2 separate regions of the Mus musculus genome follow, and region 2 is linked to region 1. Evidence: chromatin loops called from intact Hi-C (ENCODE). Cell type or tissue: left cerebral cortex. All regions are shown on one strand. Each heading gives the region's core, and the rest is flanking DNA. Links, peaks and the distances in the headings are about the cores only. Region 1 overlaps Gm8630 (predicted gene 8630). Region 2 has its middle 130 kb from the start of Gm31331.

Region 1 (9,326 bases), core at 195-8,194:
ATGGGGGGAAAAAGTGACGTCTCTTCAACATGACCTCTAGAATGTTTGAGTGCTTTGTGATCATGTTCTTTAGGATTTTTTTTTCCCCTTTGAATTTTAAGACATCATCAGGACTTTTGTCCTGAAATTACCTTTCATGAAAGTAGCTGAGTCTGGATACAGAGCAAACTTTGTAAAGTTCAGCATCCCCTTATTATCTCATGTTTCCTCAGTCGTCCAGTCTCCACTGGGACACTCTCTTCCCCGAGGAACCTTTTGGCACTAAACATTCAAGTAGTTACCAGGTCAGCCCTCACTCTGACAGTGGCCTTGTTAGCTTGGGGTCCTTTGTTAGCTTGCTTGAGTTCCCAATTTTGGTTTGACTTCACTAAGAGTTGTCATCTGAGCAGAAGAGAAAGAGTATCTGTGATAGGATCTTGAAAGAGGAAACAGTGTAAACTAACAGGAGAGTGGAGTGTAGTTTTAGTCAGGGGCAATATCAAAATCGCTCACAGGATGTACTGCTGAGTATTGCAGAGAGAGGCAGGGCAAAGCCATAGAGATGCCTGCCAGTATCCACGACAGTTCTTACTTAAATCTCAACACAACACAGTCACTCAGCAAGTCAAAGGCAGTCAAGATTTGAACCCGATTTGAACCCCAAAGCTGCTCTCCTCCTTATATACTGTACACATCAAACTCTGTACAATGTCATAGCTTATTTTGTTTAACAGTGCCCCAAAAAAGAATATGGTACACTAACTCCATGATTGCTGCAAGTGTCACCTTCCTAAGGAGCGATAACGATAGGAAATACCTTCAAGGAAAACCAGGCAAGCACATCAAAGTCTTCAAATATTGGTCCGAGAAACAAGTCTGGACTCTCAGCTTGAAAAGTCCCACCCGCAACAAAAGATAGTCATCGCCGAATCTGAGTCTCTTATTCCTCCTATTGAAGCCAAAGAAAGGTTGAGACCGTTGGCTGGCTTTTCCAGGAAGGACTATAATGAATGATTAGAAATATGTTACCCTTGAGGTAACCAGACTCCTGAATGCTTTTCAGATGAAAGCATCTTAGCATCTTACTGGATACTTTTGCAATGTGAAGAGGTGTTGTTGTTTTTGTTGTTGGGGTGAAGAGAAAGGGGGAGGAGAGAGAGAGAGAGAGAAAGAGAGAGAGACAGAGAGAGAGAGAGAGAGAGAGAGAGAGAGAGAGAGAGAGAGAAAGAGAGAGAGGGAGGGAGAGAGAGGAGAATTCAGTCAAAGCTGAGTTCAATATGGTTGGGTTCTAATCTCGCATTTCTTAGCAGAGGCACATTTTTCTTTTGGATCTGAAAGCACTGCTGGCTGCTATCTGCGGTAAGAAATACCGTCCTGAGGCAGATGTCTATTTCCTCTGCCAGGCTGGTGTGGAAGCCGACCCTGTTTCCTCTTCCATCTGGATGCTGGGGAAGCAGTAAGGAGGTGTCAAGCATTCTGCCCCAAACATTCTTTCTCATCCGCGTGCTCTCGTGCTAGCTAACATCTTTTAAAATAGCAGCAAATGGCTCCGAAAGAGATAACTTAAGCCTGTGAAGCCAGGACAACAGCGAGGGAAGCGGAATCTCTGAATTTGTGATCCATGCCCATTCTGACATCTAGGCAAGCTTTGAACTACAAGTCCTGGCTTCGAATCTCAGCTCTTAAGCAGCTTGCCGTGGACAGTATTGGAGGGTGTAATCTCTGAATTGCATTGCAGATTCATTAATATGAATGTGAAACACCCACAGTCTGAAGGAGAGGGAGAGATGTTTCTGCCCAGTTTCTATTGGGAAGGAGTCACCTAGTTTTGGCTGTTCCTGCATTTTGGGGCTCTGTCATTTCAGGTGATGAAGAAGAGAGGAGAAGGGCTATAGGAACGGGGTGAGCAGGTGTTTCACCCACTCTCCTGATCCTTGATCCTCAGGCCATGGTTGGAGAAGGGAAGGAGCATCGCTGTTTTATGCTGCGGCGGCTGCTGCTTGATGATCACAGCAGAACTCACAAACATTTCTTGTACAGACAGACCCAAACAGTAAATAGTTTGGCTATTTTGGGTTGCGGTTCGTTGTTACAACCCCTGAGCTCTGTTGCTGCTGAGTGAAAGTGGTTGCAGATGTGATTTTATTCAAATTAAATTTTATATTTAAAAAGAAGTCATACTGGTGAGACTTGGTAAAAGGGACACAGCTTTCTGGTCCTCAGCCAATAGATTTACCTTTTCGTTATTTAGATTAAGCTACAAATATATTTCTGAATAGCTGATGATCATTTGGGAAAATAAAAATTAGGATATTTCTGGAAAACCATGTAAAGGAAATGTGAAAAACTTTAAGACCAGGAGAGAGGGATATATCTTTTGTTGTTTTGTTGTTTGTGCCTTTCCATTCTGCCATCACTAGAGCCCTGCATGTGTGTCTATATATCATATATGTAGGTGATGTGTGTGCGTGTGTGTGTGTGTGTGTGCATACTCTCTCTCTCTCTCTCTCTCTCTATACCTATCTATCTATCTATCTATATATTATTGGGAATATTGGGAATTGAACTCAGGTTGTCAGGCTTGCTCCATCAGGCTTGCTCTGTTACTGCTTTTACCCACTGAGGTACCTGGCCCGTCACCTGCACTTGGGATTCTCATTTTCGCTTGCTTTAGCATCATATTGTTCCCTTATCACACAGACAGTTAAAGATAATCTGGATGCCTGCTGACTTCATATTGTCATGAGAACTATGATTTTTATACATTAAAAAAATCAATTAACCTAGAGCATCTGGAAAAAGATACCGACCACAGGTGACAGTGTGGTGGGCACCTCTTATGTACCTATCTGCCATTCCAGTTGCTACCAGTACAATGAGAAGACAGGAACCTTCCCCAGACCCAGACTGCAAAGCTTTCCCTTCCTGGTTACAGTTTCTTGGCAGTGACCTTGGAATCGTTCTTACTCAGTTTGAAATTATAAGGGCTTTGGATCGCCACAGGGCCAACTGGAGATGAGAAAAGGGGTTGGACTTTATCTCTTCCCTCGACTCCATTGACCGCAGCTTGGAGTTGTGCTTCTTAAAGGCCTGTGATCTATCATGATGGGATACTTTGGCTGACCCCCACGAGAGCCAGTTTCCTAAAGCATTCTGGTTTGGCTTTGGCTTCCGTTGCCCCTCCCTTGCCTGCTCTCATTTCTTGGAATCATAGCTCCAAGTACAGACTAGTAAGCCTCTGTCCTACTTCCAACTTTTGGAGAACACGGCTACACCAAGAAAAGACCTGAACTTCAATTATTTTCTTGAATATTGCTGGAGGTGACATTCGCCAGGAGCAGGGCCTGTAGGACTGACCTCTGCTGGGACAGCTCAGTGCTAAAGGGACATCTTCTAGGGGGATGGATTCCTAAGGGAAGCATGATTCCATGCAGCCTACAAAGTCAAGAACCGAGGAAGAACCGAAGAACCAGGAAGTTACCGAAGACATGTTGGAGACATGTAGTATGAGCCCCATAGAAGTCAGGATCTGAAAGGCTGCTGGGCAAGATCCATAGGCCAATGGATCAGACTCTGAGATGGATAACTAAGAGAGGAAGCTTGACTCTTTAAAGAATTTTACAACTTGTTTTCTTTTCCCAGCAATCTACCGGCTGGTCTTGATCATGGATGATTGAGTGGGTGGGTCTTAGGGTAAGGATAGGAGAGGAAGATACAGCGTTTCCTGCCCTCTGTATGGTCATATGCTCCCTTCCCTTCCCATGGCTCTCAGCCTACTCTCCTCCCCATGGCTATCGGCCTGAGCTTGTCACTGGAACAGAAATGGAGTTCTGCATTGGTTGAAAGATTGAAGGTATGATTTAGAAAAAATTTTACCTTACATCTGAAAAGCCATGGCACAGACGTCTTCACTCCTCAAGAGACTCTCCACCGTGAGATAACTGCCGAGCGCCACCTGTGCTTCCAGTCACTCTGGTTTTAAATACTGACCTAATTGTGATTTTTCTTTAGGCAACTCAGTTGGCTAGGTACTATGTTAATGTGTTTATAAGTTTATTTCATATCTATCAGAGGAGCTGGACACTTACCCATCATCTTCTTGACGGCTCTGCTGTGTAATTTTCTCTTTGTTACTGAGGAATATGAAGGCTTATTCCACTGAGCTGAGAACACTATTGGTGCATGAAGCTGAGACCCAGACACACACTTTTTTTCCTTATCAAATATTGTACTTTCAGCAATTTAATTCTGGGAGCACATACATAAATTCTGCTTTCGTTCATAAACTGTTATTTGTCGCTCAATCAAAATGAAGATGTCGTGTTAAAGATGAATTTACAGAATTGCTAGAACCCCAATTTTTGACAGAAGAAGACGTGATTCCTCCTCACACTACAGCACGTCTGAGCTATGGTTCATTCTTCTTATTTTAACTCAAAAAAAAAAAAAAAAAAGTGCAGCAAAGCACTTGGTCCAGAGACTATATCCAAAAATGACTTAAGAAGGTTTTCTAAAAATTCTGTAACCAGTAGGAAAGTGATCCTTCCCTTCTCACCAGTGTCTCCCTCACCTAAATTTACTTTATAAAAATCTCCCCAGAAAGATCAGGACGTGTCGACGCATGCTCATAATCTGAACAGTGAGAGAGCAGGGATGAAGGATCTCCAGTTCAAGGCCAGCCTGGGCTATGCAGTAGAAGTGGGCCGAAAGAGAAAGGAGCAGGTGAGGGGGAAGGAAGGAAGGATAAAAATTCTGTGGTATGTCTTAATTATATCAATTATCTACAAAAAGTTCATAGGAGAAGGCTTAACATCTCTTTGATTCCATGTACGCACAGGGTGTCCTGAATACTAGCAATAGCTCATCCCTAGCAGGAGTGCTTGAAACACATGCCTGCTTTGTTTGAGAAAGAAGAAGTCTGGGCAATGACTCTGGGGGACTATGTGAAACATCTTCAGTGATGAGTCTCAAGTAGCCTGTTTGCCTATAGTCAAATGCTGAAAGTGTACAATTTTGCCTCTGTAAATTTTGATTATTTTAACTTAATTTTTTTTTTATCTCCAGACTCAACTCCACTATCCCCTGCTCAGAATCTAAGGTGACTTGCTGTCTTGTGGGCCCCATGTTCTTGATACTCACTGTAAGTCAGGCAGTCTGTGTATCGAAATAGCTAACGGTTCACATATAATCTAATGTCATGGATAAACCAAGAAATTAACTGTGTTATTATTTTAGTATAACTATCCTCTTTATATTACTATAAATTATAGAAAAATTCACTTTTTTCAAAGTATTTTATTGATACAGAAAAGATATCAATGCTGAATAGGTATCTCCTTTACTTGGTTGGTTAGTCACATACCTCATGTCCTTGAAGAAACTCTTTTCAGAGCCAGAGATGAGTAGTCCACTCCCATGGTTTGACTATTGGTTCTGACCTTTTCTTTGCAATTGGACTTAATGTTTATTAGTATGCTCACCAGAAAAGACAAGAAGAAGTTTGGCATGATACTGCTTGGTTGCAAATGTTTATAAATATTAAAAGCAGATTTGTGTGAAGGGTAAAGAGCCATGCCCTACTTGAATTCTGACTCCTTCTGAGAGCGTTCAGTTAATTATAACAGGCCAATAGCTCCCCAGTTACCATGGCTAACTTAAAGCTGACTGTCATACTAATTGGTTTTACAGATCCTAACAGTGGATATCAGAATTTCCGAAAGATTGTTTTAAAGACTTGCTTCTGTGCTGGGAGAAAGAACTGATTGGGAGAATTAAAATGAGGTGGAGAGTTGGCCCCAGCACAAAAATGAAAGCCTGTGTGCTGTGAGAAGCATTCAAATAATTTTTTAATGAACTAGTTTCTTTGACTTCTTTTAAGACCTGTATGAAGTGGGGGGTGGGGGTGGGGGAACAAAAGCATGACAGGAATATAATAGATGGGGAAAAATTAAACAAGACTCCATGCCATTAGTTATGACTGACAAGCAAAAGATAATAGCCAAAAAAGCAAATGGACTTTATTAGCAGAGAGAGATAATGGTGATGGGACTTTTACAAACATATCAGGGAAGAAGTAGATGGCAGTTTTTTGTTTTTTTTTTTTCAAGTTCAGTGATCTCTAGAGATGGGCATAAACACAAATGCCTCTAAAATGGCTGTGATGTTGATGTTTAATTCTGTATTTACCTGAGAAAGGACAAGGGGACATTTAGGTCAGCAAATGAATAATGAAGACATTTGAAAACTTGCCTGCTAAGAACACTCAGTAAATGATGGTCAATACTTGCAGAATGTGAACTTAGATATATTAGAAAACCTGGCTGACATGCCTCCTCTTAGGTGGCATGAGCAAGGCTAATGTATTTTTTTTTTTTGTCTATTTTACCAAATTACTTGGAATGCATAATTTTTCTAAAAACAATTGTGTTGATGCAGCATGAACTAGATATTTAAATGCACTGAGCTCCGCAACTTCTAACTTTCAAAGAGAGAGAGCAGGGAGAGTGGGGAAATAAATATCTGAATGCATGCTCTCTGTACCTTGGTCTGCTCTTTCTGCTCACTTCCCTTTTATATCAGAAGGTCAAAGGTCAGAAAAGATTTGACCCAGCCCCTTACTTAATGTGAGGTTTAAGTGAAGAACCATAGGCATACTTCATCTTCTGTCCTGCCTCCATTAAGAAAAAAGGTGTTTTGTTTCCTGAAGTAAAGGACCTGACAATGACAGGTTGTTTATTTTCTACAGCATATCTCCATGGAAGGATCTATTAAAAATTGGGGAAATAATACTTTATTAATATGGTAATACATTATCCGAAATAAACAATTGTTTACTAATATTAGCTTACTGGCTAGCAAGGAGGTGGGGATAGAAGTTTGCCCATTTGTTTGCATTTAGCCATTTTTGTTGTTGTTGTTGTGTTTTGTTTTGTTGAGATTGGGCTTCTCTGTGTAGTCCTGCCTGTTCTGGAACTTATTTTGTAGACCAGCTGTCCTCAGACTCAGAGATCCACCTGCCTCTGCCTCACAAGTGCTGGGATTAAAGGCGTGCACCAGGTCAACATTCTGCCTTTTTTTAAAGATTTTATTTTATTTTTTATTTTTTTGCATGTGAGTACACTGTTGCTGTCTTCATGCACACCAGAAGAGCATCTGTGTTGTAGTGGGCTTTGGACTCTTTCTAAGGTCCCGCTTATGTGAAGCATAAGCTAAATCCAAACAATTAAAGAAAAGATAGACAGCAACAAACAAGCCACAAGGCTCAGTGTATTCCACCCTGAGGGTAACAAGATTTATTCTAAGAGGAAAATTCTTTCTCATCTTCTTGGAATCAACTGATGAAATTGAAGTGAAAATAATATTCCTTATTAAGAAAGGAAAACATGTTTGGAAGACCAAATTTAATGTCTATCACTACACAAGCTAGATCTCCTATAAGTATTTATTTAAAAATTTTAGAACATATTAAGAGTTTTAAATAATACTTGATTACTTTAAGGGAATTCGAAATAAACAACAGTGAAAATAAGATGAAAAGATCAACAAAAGTCTTAAAGCCCAAAGAAATTGAGTATTTTCTAGGTATGTTTTCTATTCTGCCTCCCTAGTAAGGAAATTTAAATTAAGACGTAATAAACAGAACTATACCTGTCATCCAAGTTTGTTTTTCTTGTTTAGAAGGATATGTAGAGCATTCTATTTAAAGAGATATAAAAGTTTGGTAAATCCCCCATATAGTTCTACCCCATTTGTTTTATGTTCATCTCTCTTTAGTGTGAAAATGAGTGGAGACACAGTAGTTCATCTTTCACAAAGCCTTACTGAATTCTGCTACTGTATATCTAAACTCCAGATTGTGCTTGATTCAGAATTAAGGGGAAATGACCTGATTAATCAATTGGTTATATAAGCCAATAAAGATAAACAGCTGCCCCTTAGTGCCTCCGGCTGATTGGTTCCAGAACACATACTCCTGAGACACCAAAATGCCTTGCCTTTAGCTGACACCCAGCCCTCCTGCACTGACATCATCTTTAGATGTCTCACAATGCTAAGTAGGTTATTTTTGCAAGGCAAATGGTTATTAGACTATATTGTTTAGGAATCATGACAAGGAAAAACCATTTGGGAATGTCCAGTGGAGACAATTTACTTTCCTCAGATCTTCTCAGTTGTAATTTAGTTGAATCCCTGCATGTGGAATCCATGGATACAAAATGTTGATTGCTTTGTGCGATGTCAACCACTCAACATCATGGACAATGGCCCTTTGAAGCAGGGAATCCTTAAGGATTGCAATTCCTCAAAAGAGTGGCCATAGACAGAATGAAGGCTGTCTGTATAATACAAGAAATCTCCTTACCAAAGCATGAAAACCCAAAAGGGAATTCTACAACCATTTTGATTTGTGCATATGCATAGATTCTACGAGAATTTCTGAGTTACATTTTGCCCAAGAGTTATTAAACAACTGGTCTCTACTCAATCTTATCAGTCTTAAAATCAAAGGCACATATCAATAACCAAAAATTTGAGTATGTTTTTATTGACATTGTCTTTTCTCTCCTTCCCTTCCCACAAGTCAGTGTTGAATTCCTAATGTACTCAAGACTTTACAATCCCATCTTCTGTGTTTTGAAAAACAGGTTACTTTTAATTTAAAAATGACATCAGATAACTCTAACATTTTGTCAATTTTACAGTCTCTTTGATCCTTGAATGTTAAAGATCCTCACCTCTGAAACCCACCTCTGCTAATTTCTGTGGGCTTAGGAGTATTGTTTGAATGTATTTAAATGTTGAAACTTCTTTTATGGTCTTGAAATTAGTTCCTTCCCTACTCAATGTATTTGGTTTTTCGAGACAGGGTTTCTCTGTATAGCCCTGGCTGTCCTGGAACTCATTCTGTAGACCAGGCTGGCCTCAAACTCAGAAATCTGCCTGCCTCTGCCCTCCAAGTGCTGGGATTAAAGGCGTGCGCCACCATTGCCCGGCCCTACTCAATATTTTTATCTTCAATGGTAGTGCACAAATTTGACTTTGATCCCATGGAAGGGACACACCCAAGAACATATGGACAGTTCACAGTTACAGTGACAGAGTGTAGGACCGTGAAAGGCAGTCTGGTTCCTGGTTGAGCTAAGTCCTGGACACTAGGTTCCTGAAACAAGGCCACAGCCCTCCATAGATTTGTGGCCATCAGTCATGTAAAGGCAATGCCCTAAGCCCCTCCACAGATAGAGGATGTGACCTGTGGTCATGTAGCCTTAAGACATTTCCATTTTAATGAGGTACCTAAAGACCTGGAGGCTTAGCCAATAAACTCCCCTTCCCAGACACTCCTCCCT
Region 2 (9,326 bases), core at 1,099-9,098, 180 kb after region 1:
TCTCTGGTAGAATTTTTAGGGTCACTTATATATACTATCATATCATCTGCAAAAAGTGATATTTTGACTTCCTCTTTTCCAATTTGTATCCCCTTGATCTCCTTTTGTTGTCGAATTGCTCTGGCTAATACTTCAAGTACTATGTTGAAAAGGTAGGGAGAAAGTGGGCAGCCTTGTCTAGTCCCTGATTTTAGTGGGATTGCTTCCAGCTTCTCTCCATTTACTTTGATGTTGGCTACTGGTTTGCTGTCCATTTGTTTCATAACTTCTGTTAGTTTCACTGTGTCCCTGTTTAGTTTCTGTTTCCACGATCTGTCCTTTGAAGAAAGTGGTGTGTTGAAGTCTCCCACTATTATTGTGTGAGGTGCAATGTATGCTTTGAGCTTTACTAAAGTGTCTCTAATGAATGTGGCTGCCCTTGCATTTGGTGCGTAGATATTCAGAATTGAGAGTTCCTCTTGGAGGATTTTACCTTTGATGAGTATGAAGTGTCCCTCCTTGTCTTTTTTGATAACTTTGGGTTGGAAGTCGATTTTATCCGATATTAAAATGGCTACTCCAGCTTGTTTCTTCAGTCCATTTGCTTGGAAAATTGTTTTCCAGCCTTTCACTCTGAGGTAGTGTCTGTCCTTTTCCCTGAGATGGGTTTCCTGTAAGCAGCAGAATGTTGGGTCCTGTTTGTGTAGCCAGTCTGTTAGTCTATGTCTTTTTATTGGGGAATTGAGTCCATTGATATTAAGAGATATTAAGGAGAAGTAATTGTTGCTCCCTTTTATTTTTGTTGTTAGAGTTGGCATTCTGTTCTTGTGGCTGTCTTCTTTTTGGTTTGTTGAATGATTACTTTCTTGGTTGTTCTAGGGCGTGATTTCCGTCCTTGTATTGCTTCTTTTCTGTTATTATCCTTTGAAGGGCTGGATTCGTGGAAAGATATTGTGTGAATTTGTTTTTGTCGTGGAATACTTTGGTTTCTCCATCTATGGTAATTGAGAGTTTGGCCGGGTATAGTAGCCTGGGCTGGCATTTGTGTTCTCTTAGTGTCTGTATAACATCTGTCCAGGCTCTTCTGGCTTTCATAGTCTCTGGTGAAAAGTCTGGTGTAATTCTGATAGGCCTTCCTTTATATGTTACTTGACCTTTCTCCCTTACTGCTTTTAATATTCTATCTTTATTTAGTGCATTTGTTGTTCTGATTATTATGTGTCGGGAGGAATTTCTTTTCTGGTCCAGTCTATTTGGAGTTCTGTAGGCTTCTTGTATGATCATGGGCATCTCTTTTTTTATGTTTGGGAAGTTTTCTTCTATTATTTTGTTGAAGATATTAGCTGGCCCTTTAAGTTGAAAATCTTCATTCTCATCAATTCCTATTATCCGTAGGTTTGGTCTTCTCATTGTGTCCTGGATTACCTGGATGTTTTGAGTTAGGATCCTTTTGCATTTTGTATTTTCTTTGACTGTTGTGTCGATGTTCTCTATGGAATCTTCTGCACCTGAGATTCTCTCTTCCATTTCTTGTATTCTGTTGCTGATGCTCGCATCTATGGTTCCAGATCTCTTTCCTAGGGTTTCTATCTCCAGCGTTGCCTCGCTTTGGGTTTTCTTTATTGTGTCTACTTCCCCTTTTAGTTCTAGTATGGTTTTGTTCATTTCCATCACCTGTTTGGATGTGTTTTCCTGTTTTTCTTTAATGATTTCTACCTGTTTGGCTGTGTTTTCCTGCTTTTCTTTAAGGGCCTGTAACTCTTTAGCAGTGCTCTCCTGTAATTCTTTAAGTGACTTATGAAAGTCCTTCTTGATATCCTCTATCATCATCATGAGAAATGTTTTTAAATCTGGGTCTAGATTTTCGGTTGTGTTGGGGTGCCCAGGACTAGGTGGGGTGGGAGTGCTGCGTTCTGATGATGGTGAGTGGTCTTGATTTCTGTTAGTAGGATTCTTACGTTTGCCTTTCGCCATCTGGTAATCTCTGAAGCTAGCTGTTTTAGTTGTCACTGTTAAGAGCTTGTTCTTCAGGTGACTCTGTTAGCCTCTATGAGCAGACCTGGAGGGTAGCACTCTCCTTAGTTTCAGTGGGCAGAGTATTCTTTGCAGGCAAGCTCTCTTCTTGCAAGGCAGGTACCCAGATATCTGGTGTTCGAACCAGACTCCTGGCAGAAGTTGTGTTCCACTCACTAGAGGTCTTAGGATCACGTGTGGAATCCTGTGTGGGCCCTTGCGGGTGTCAGGCGACTCAGCTGGCAAGGTAGCCCGGGGCTCGAGTGGAGTGGAAGGGGTTTGTGCCCCAGATCAAGCCCGGGTAGCCTGCTTCCCTATGTACCGCAGTTTCAAGTTCCGCGCGATTGGGTTGGGGCAGGCGCTGTGTTCCACTCACCAGAGGTCTTAGGGTCCCGTGGGGAGTCCCGTGTGGGCCCTTGCGGGTGTTGGGCAAGACTCTGCTGGCAAGGTAGCCCGGGGCTCGAGTCGAGCGAAAGGGACTTGTGCCCCAGATCAGGCCCGGGTAGCCTGCTTCCCTATGTACAGCAGTCTCAAGTTCCGCGTGATTGGATTGGGGCAGGCGCTGTGTTCCACTCACCAGAGGTCTTAGGGTCCCGTGGGGAGTCCCGTGTGGGCCCTTGCGGGTGTTGGGCAAGACTCTGCTGGCAAGGTAGCTCGGGGCTCGAGTCGAGCGGAAGGGCCAACCCTCATATTCTTAAGCAAATTGTGGGTCCTGCAAGAACTAAGAATTGTCTGATTAAAACCTTGACATCAGTCCCTGTTAACACACTCAGTTTAGACAGTGGAATAAGACCAATCTATGGCCATGTTAGCCAGCTTTCTGTCACTTTGTCAGAACATCTGAGATACACGACGGCTGGGGATGGGCTTATCACAACTCATAATTATTTCAGAGATTTCAATCCATGGTCAGTTGATTCCACTGTGGTGGGTAGTATATTATGGTGGCGGACTTTTGCAGAGGATCTGTTCAACTGGGCACAGTGTAGAGGCAAAAAAGCAGGAAAGAGCAGGGTGTCTCACTTTATCCTTCAAAGCTGAGCCTTCAGTGATTTAGCTCATTCCCAACAGGCCCCACCTCTTAATGTTCCCATTACCTCTCAACAGCGCTGGAGACTGGGGACTAAGCCTTCAAGACTCAAACTAGAATAATCCTGCTGCAAATGTGTAAGGAATATGTAGAATATTCCCCCTTTTGGGTCTCAGGGAGTATTTTCTGCTGTGTCAGGTGCCCTGGGTGCTGCACAGTGTTCCTTCTCTCAGCCACTGAGATCTTATTTTACAAAATAAACTGTGAATTTTCAGACAGTGGTAGCAGCCCTTCTGAACAAGTGGTTCTTAACCTTCCTAATGCTGTGACCCTTTAATATAGTTCCTCATGTTGTGGTGAACCCCAAGCATAAAATTATTTTGTTGCTACTTCATAACTATAAATTTGCCACTATTATAAACCATAATATAAATATCTGATACATGACCCCTGTGAAAGGGCCATTTGACCCCAAAGGCCCACAGGATGAGAACTGCTACTCTATACATCTATACATCTCTATACATCTCTATCTATAATGAGATTATCACCTTTCCTCTCTCATACAGCCCCTGTGCTTATTCTGTTTCCCCAACTTCCAATCAATCAAATCAGCCACTAAAATAAAAAACTGAAGGCAGATCCCCATTTAGAGATGTAAGATGCATTTTGTTTTCTGATAGTTTGATTTTGCTGGCTAGTCTCCTGAGAGCCATCCCTGCTCCATGGAAGTAGAAGACAGAGGTTACTGGAAAGGTGCAACTGGAACCTTGAAGTGGATCTGCATTGCTTGGACTGTGGCTGTGACCTTTCAGGATTGATTTGAAATTTATTCTGATGGAAACTGAAAGCCGAATATCACTGGTAATGTCGATTTAAGTTCTTCATATATATTTCTGCAAACTTTTGTATGGCCACAGTAGGGTGGCAAACTTCAATATAGCTGTCCAGTTACTGCTCGTTTGAAGACCTGTTTATAATGTCCATTCTCAAAGTCATGTTCATTGTTTTATTTGACGCCCCCTTCTTGCGTACTCCTGGGATTATTTGGGTGGCATCTGTGCTCACCCAGTTTATTACTGCTTGACACTTTGCACATGTAAATGGCCATAAAGTCATCAGCCCTTGTAGCTACCAGACCTGTTTGGGAACATAAGTATAAACCGTTTTCTCTTTTATCCACTTGTGATTTAGGGATATCTCTGATCTATTTCTTTCTCTTTGTTTTAAGATCAATAATTACATTAAAAAGCAAGTATTTACAAAGAGAACAAATAGAGGTCTTTTGATTTTCTGTTCCTGTTTTTCAAGTGTAGAGTTTCTGAACATCAGTTTAAATTTGACTTTGATTTAATAACTCATCAAGGGTCAGATAAGATTTCAATTGAGTAATGCTGATATAGGAGCTGGAGCCAGGCCAACATCACTTGAAGGCCAGGGGAGCACATCTAATTATTGTGACCCAACTGGAGATATGATACCTTGTCCTTTTAAACCAGCTAAGCTAAGGGGAAGCTTGCCAGGACCAGGGTTTGCCAATTTGGCCTTACATGCCCTGAACTTGCTGTCTAGGTTGATTCAGTGGAAAGAACATGGGCTTTGTAGACAAAGCTCAGATTGAATTCTGGCTGTTGCACTTATAACCTTGAGGCCTTGAGCATATTACTTAACCTCTCAGAGTCTCAGTTTCCTTTCTCATAAAACAAGGATTATACCTCCCCTGCAGTGCTGTTTGTAAAGATGAAATGAAATACAATAACTCATGTCTGGTCGCTAGGCTGGCAAAGGGTATGTACTCCAGAACTACCCATTCCTTTATTCTGTTATCTTTCTCAGTAGGTCAGATTAATGATGACCATTTTCTAGCAACTTATTGAAAATAGCTACTTCTAATAATGATGCTCATGCCACTATATCTTTAGTGCTGCAAACAGGAATATAAAATATAGATATAGCAAGATCTTTTCTTAGAATACTTAGAATGCCAATAGTTTCCCTTTTAGACAAGGAATTTAGCTCCTGGAAAAGAAATTTGTCCTGACTTTCTTCTTTCCCTCTTATGTTTGTTTCATTTATTGGCTAATTGACTTAATTAAGTCTCATTTTCTTGCTAGAATAGATAATTTGTAACAGTGCCAATTTCTGGTTCATGGAGGCACATCTCTGTGATGTAGATCAAACAGAAGGATGCAGTTGTGCTGGTCAGTATACAGAATGATGTCATCCATATAGAATGTGATGTGAAAAGCACCCATGGAACTTGTCGTCCGTGGCACTTTAACACTTGTTTCCATAGCTAAGCTCGCTGATCCAGACATCTGAGAGGCAGGCCTGCCCCTGCCAGGCTTGCTTGCCTCTGCCAGGCCTCTCATTTCGGGGAAATAAATTAAACCAGTTGATGACAAGGTCTGGATTATACAATTTCTTTAAACTACAAAGCAAACCTGAAATCTAATAAGGAATGAACACAGTGCAGACAAAATGGTTAAGAATCCATTTCTGGTAACCTTTGTAAGAAAGTTTGAACACACCCATCCCCCTTTATACATTTTGTTTCCCAGCTCCCAGAAGCAGAATCATATGTTACACCTGGCAGTGGGAATTGTAGCACCATATTTTTTCTTATTTTTAAGAGGTGATACCATATTTTTTTTTTAAATGAGGAGATTGGAAAAAAAATAAACAGATGGGTAGAGACTGGTGGAGGGGGATATGGTACTGAGAGAAAATGAGAGAAAGACAGAGCGAGGTAAGTGCTAAAGGGCAAAGCTTCAGTACCAGACACTGAGGTATTTGCATATTCACAATATGTTTCTGGCCGAGAGCATGTTTCTCTGGCATTCTGTATGTATTTCTAGGTCTCTATATTTATCTGTGTCTCTGGCTACATATGTGAGGCTAAGTTTAGAGCTGTGTTTGCTGGATGCTCTGCAGTGGTACTTGAAGAATTCCGTGTTAAGTATTCACTGGCAGTGTGAATAAGCTGCCCTGGCATAGAAGGGGAAGTGGAGGAGGGAGGTGGAGACCCGGCACAGTCTGTGGTGAGGGCCAGCTGCAGACGGAGTCAGTCTTTCAATGCTATTTTCATCATGGGCTTCTGAGCCAGTTCATTTATTTTTGGGTTCCCCTTCATTCCAAATAGAAACAGGTGATACTAAAATGAGACTGTGCCACACAAGGACAGAAGTTTGCCGTGCTTCCTCATGCTATCAGGGAGCTCGAGTGGGATAACTCCAGGGGAAATTCAGAGGACACCTGTTTATTTGAGTTCCATTCCTTCTGTTTCTTTCCTTTGATAAATAAATAAGAAAGAAGGACATTTTGGAAGGAAAGAAGGTGAGGGCAATAAGTTAAAAGAGGTAGTTACCGGATAGGTAGCCACGGCATTACATAGTTTATCCTTGGTTAGCGTGAAGCTGTGCACTTGAGGCCATGTTCACAATGCCCTCATCATGCAGGTCTATATTATACTGGTCACTCAGCCTCATTGATGTTTCTAGCATCAGCTATAGACTAAGTGTATTAGGAACATGCTTATATGATCATTACATACATTGCCTTTTTTTCTCTTTTTTTATTTTTAATATTTTTTATTATTATGTATTTTCCTCAATTACATTTAGAATGCTATTCCAAAAGTCCCCCATACCCCCCCCCCCACTTCCCTACCCACCCATTCCCATTTTTTGGCCCCGGCATTCCCCTGTAAATGAAGGTGTAAATCTAGAATTTTGCTCAAAATTTCTATAGAAAGAAAAAAATTGCCAATAATTTTGCTTTCAATTAAGTGAATTTATTGGTTTTTCTTGATTAAAAAGTAAAGATGAAAATGATAGTATAACATTACAAACACATGGAATATCTACAGTATGGTTTGAACATATCTGAGAATGTATGTTTATGTGTGTGGGTGTGTGAGTGGGTATATGGTTTGAGAGGTGCTGATTTATACCATGTCCTCTCTGTGATTCTAGGCCCATATAAGGCATCTTGTGGACTGTCTCATGCATTCTAAATCATTGTGGTACCCTGTTAAGATAGTTATACAGGTCTGATGGGTGTCTAGAGAATGTTCAAGGCTCATCGTAAGGTTGAACTTCTGGTTATAAATGATTATAGTGAACGATGGAAAGTAAAATCAGCAAAGAGAAGAAACTCCCAAGATGTCCTGAGGACAAGATGCCCACTCCCAAGAGTCTCTTTCCAGTGGAGTCAAAATGGATGTCCCTGATTCCTTTAGCAATTTTACATCCCTTTACAGAGAAATGTAAAAGTGTGTCTAACAGAAAGCTCCAGAGGCTTAAAAGCTGGAGGTTTTGGAACTTGACCATGGGATGGGTATCAGGTTGGGCCAGGTATTGGTTGGTCATTCCCTCGGTCTCTGTTCTATTCCCCATGCCTGAATTTCTAGTAGACAGGATAAATTTTGTATTGAATGTTTTATGGGTGGGTTAGTGTCGCTAATGCTCCACTGGAGTTCCTGCCTGGCTACAGGAAGTAGCCTCTTCAGGTTCCATATCCTCAATGTTATAAGCTAGGCTATCCCCATTGATTCTTGGGTGTCTCCCTTTTCCCAAGTCTCTGTTTCATCCTATAGATGTCCCCCACCTTCTCACCCCTGTCAGTTGCAGATTCCCATTCAATTTCATGGCCATCTATCCATCTCTCCTGTCATTCTCCACACTTGATCCCAAACACCCCATTCCCCTCTCCACCCACTCCCTCGAAGTTCCCATCCTCCATCTGCCTCTTATGACTATTTTACTCCCCCTTCTAAGTGAAATTGAAGCTTTCTTGCTTGGGCCTTCCTTCTTGTTTAGCTTCTTTGGTCTGTGGAGTGTAGCATGGTATCTGTATTTTATGGCTAATATCCACTTATAAGTGAGTATATACCATGTATGTCTTTTAGGGTCTGGGTTACCTCACTTGGGATAAATTTCTCAAGTTCCATCTATTTACTTGCAAAACTCATGTTGTCTTTGTTTTTAATAGCTGAGTGGTATTCCATTATGTAGATGTACCACATTTTCTTTATCCATTCTTCAGTTAATGATACTCTCTTATGCCTGTAGACAGAAGCAGGTTGTCTTCTGAGAGGCTCCATCAGCAACCAACTTAGACAGATACAGATCATCACAATCAAACAGTGATGGAGATTGGGGAGTCTTATGGAAGAATAAGAGGAAGGATTGTGGGCCCTACAGGGGATAGGAACTCTACAGGAATACTAACAGAGTCAAATAATCTGGACCCTTGGGGCTCTCAGAGTCTGAACCACCAACTGAACTACACACATGGGCTGAAGCTAGGCCTCCTCTCACCTATGTAGCAAATGTGCAGCTTGGTCTTCTTGTATGTCCTGAACAACTGGAGTGTGTGTGTGGGTCATTCCACAAGTTGTTGTTTGTACACAGGGTATGTGCTTCTAGCTGGGCTACCTTGTCTGGCCTCAGTGGGAGAGGAAGTCCCAGGGAATTCATTGAGAACAACAAGTCTTCAGTCTCTTGGAAGCCAGAAGAAGTAGGCTCTAATATCAGCAAAGGAATGTCTCAGCAACTAGATAGATAAATTTGCCAGTGAGAGTGAGGGCAAGCAGGGAAGTATCAAAGGCTTCCCTTTTCTGTGTCATTTTATGTGGGCTGCCACAAGAAGGTGTGGCCCAGTCATAAGGTGGGTTTTCCCATATTAAGTGATTTAATCATGAAAATTCTTCCAGGCTTGCTTGGGTTTTAGTTGGTTACAGATGTAGTCAAGTTGGTAAGTAAGATTAGCCATAGAACTATACTAGTAGTTTTTATTTAATTGATGATTCTAATATATTACGGTCAAAGTCATTTGTCATTTCACTACCCAACAACCTTTTCAATTTAGGTTGCTTTCAAAATTGAGATTGTATTGGCACTGGATGATTGAAATTTTCAAGATACTTGAGGTTAAATATCTAAGATAAGATTTTCCACAACCAAGCACTTTAAGGCCAGGGATAATAAAAACACGTTGGAGTGTCCCAAAATGGCCACCAACAACCTCTTGATTCTTTGTATGTACTGCTTCGTCCATTTCAGCAGGGAATGTGAATTTGCTCTACTGTGTCTGTGTTAACATCTTTTCATTTTGTAATAGGATTTTTCTAAGGTGCTACACTGGCTATGAATTTGAGGTTCTGCTAAAACTTCCCAAATACCTAAGATTGTAGCCCTGTACCATCAGACCAAACTTCTCAATGGTTTGCTTTGATCAAAAGACTACAAAGATACCTTATTATATCAGTGCTGGGCCTGGCCTTCATGACTCCTGAGCATCC

Evidence for each region. Peaks named below come from ENCODE experiments on the same cell type or tissue, not always from the same donor. Only the 100,000 strongest peaks of a DNase experiment are listed, where the experiment ranks them.
Region 2: it touches region 1 in a loop (1.9-fold over the local background); 2 of 42 quality-filtered maps call a loop at or near these places.

Annotation. Positions count from the first base shown.
Region 1 is chr19:14,398,880-14,408,205 of GRCm38, reverse strand. Gm8630 (predicted gene 8630) reads left to right here. Exons shown (of 6, transcript NR_152176.1): 5 at 5,044-5,119. Among named protein-coding and RNA genes, the nearest start is that of Gm8630, 32 kb to the left of the region's middle. In left cerebral cortex, for the core only: no CTCF peak of the experiment used is centred there; DNase peaks (open chromatin) are centred at 1,443 and 4,546.
Region 2 is chr19:14,221,964-14,231,289 of GRCm38, reverse strand. No RefSeq gene overlaps it. Among named protein-coding and RNA genes, the nearest start is that of Gm31331, 130 kb to the right of the region's middle. In left cerebral cortex, for the core only: no CTCF peak of the experiment used is centred there; DNase peaks (open chromatin) are centred at 5,337 and 5,978; H3K27ac peaks cover 741 bases.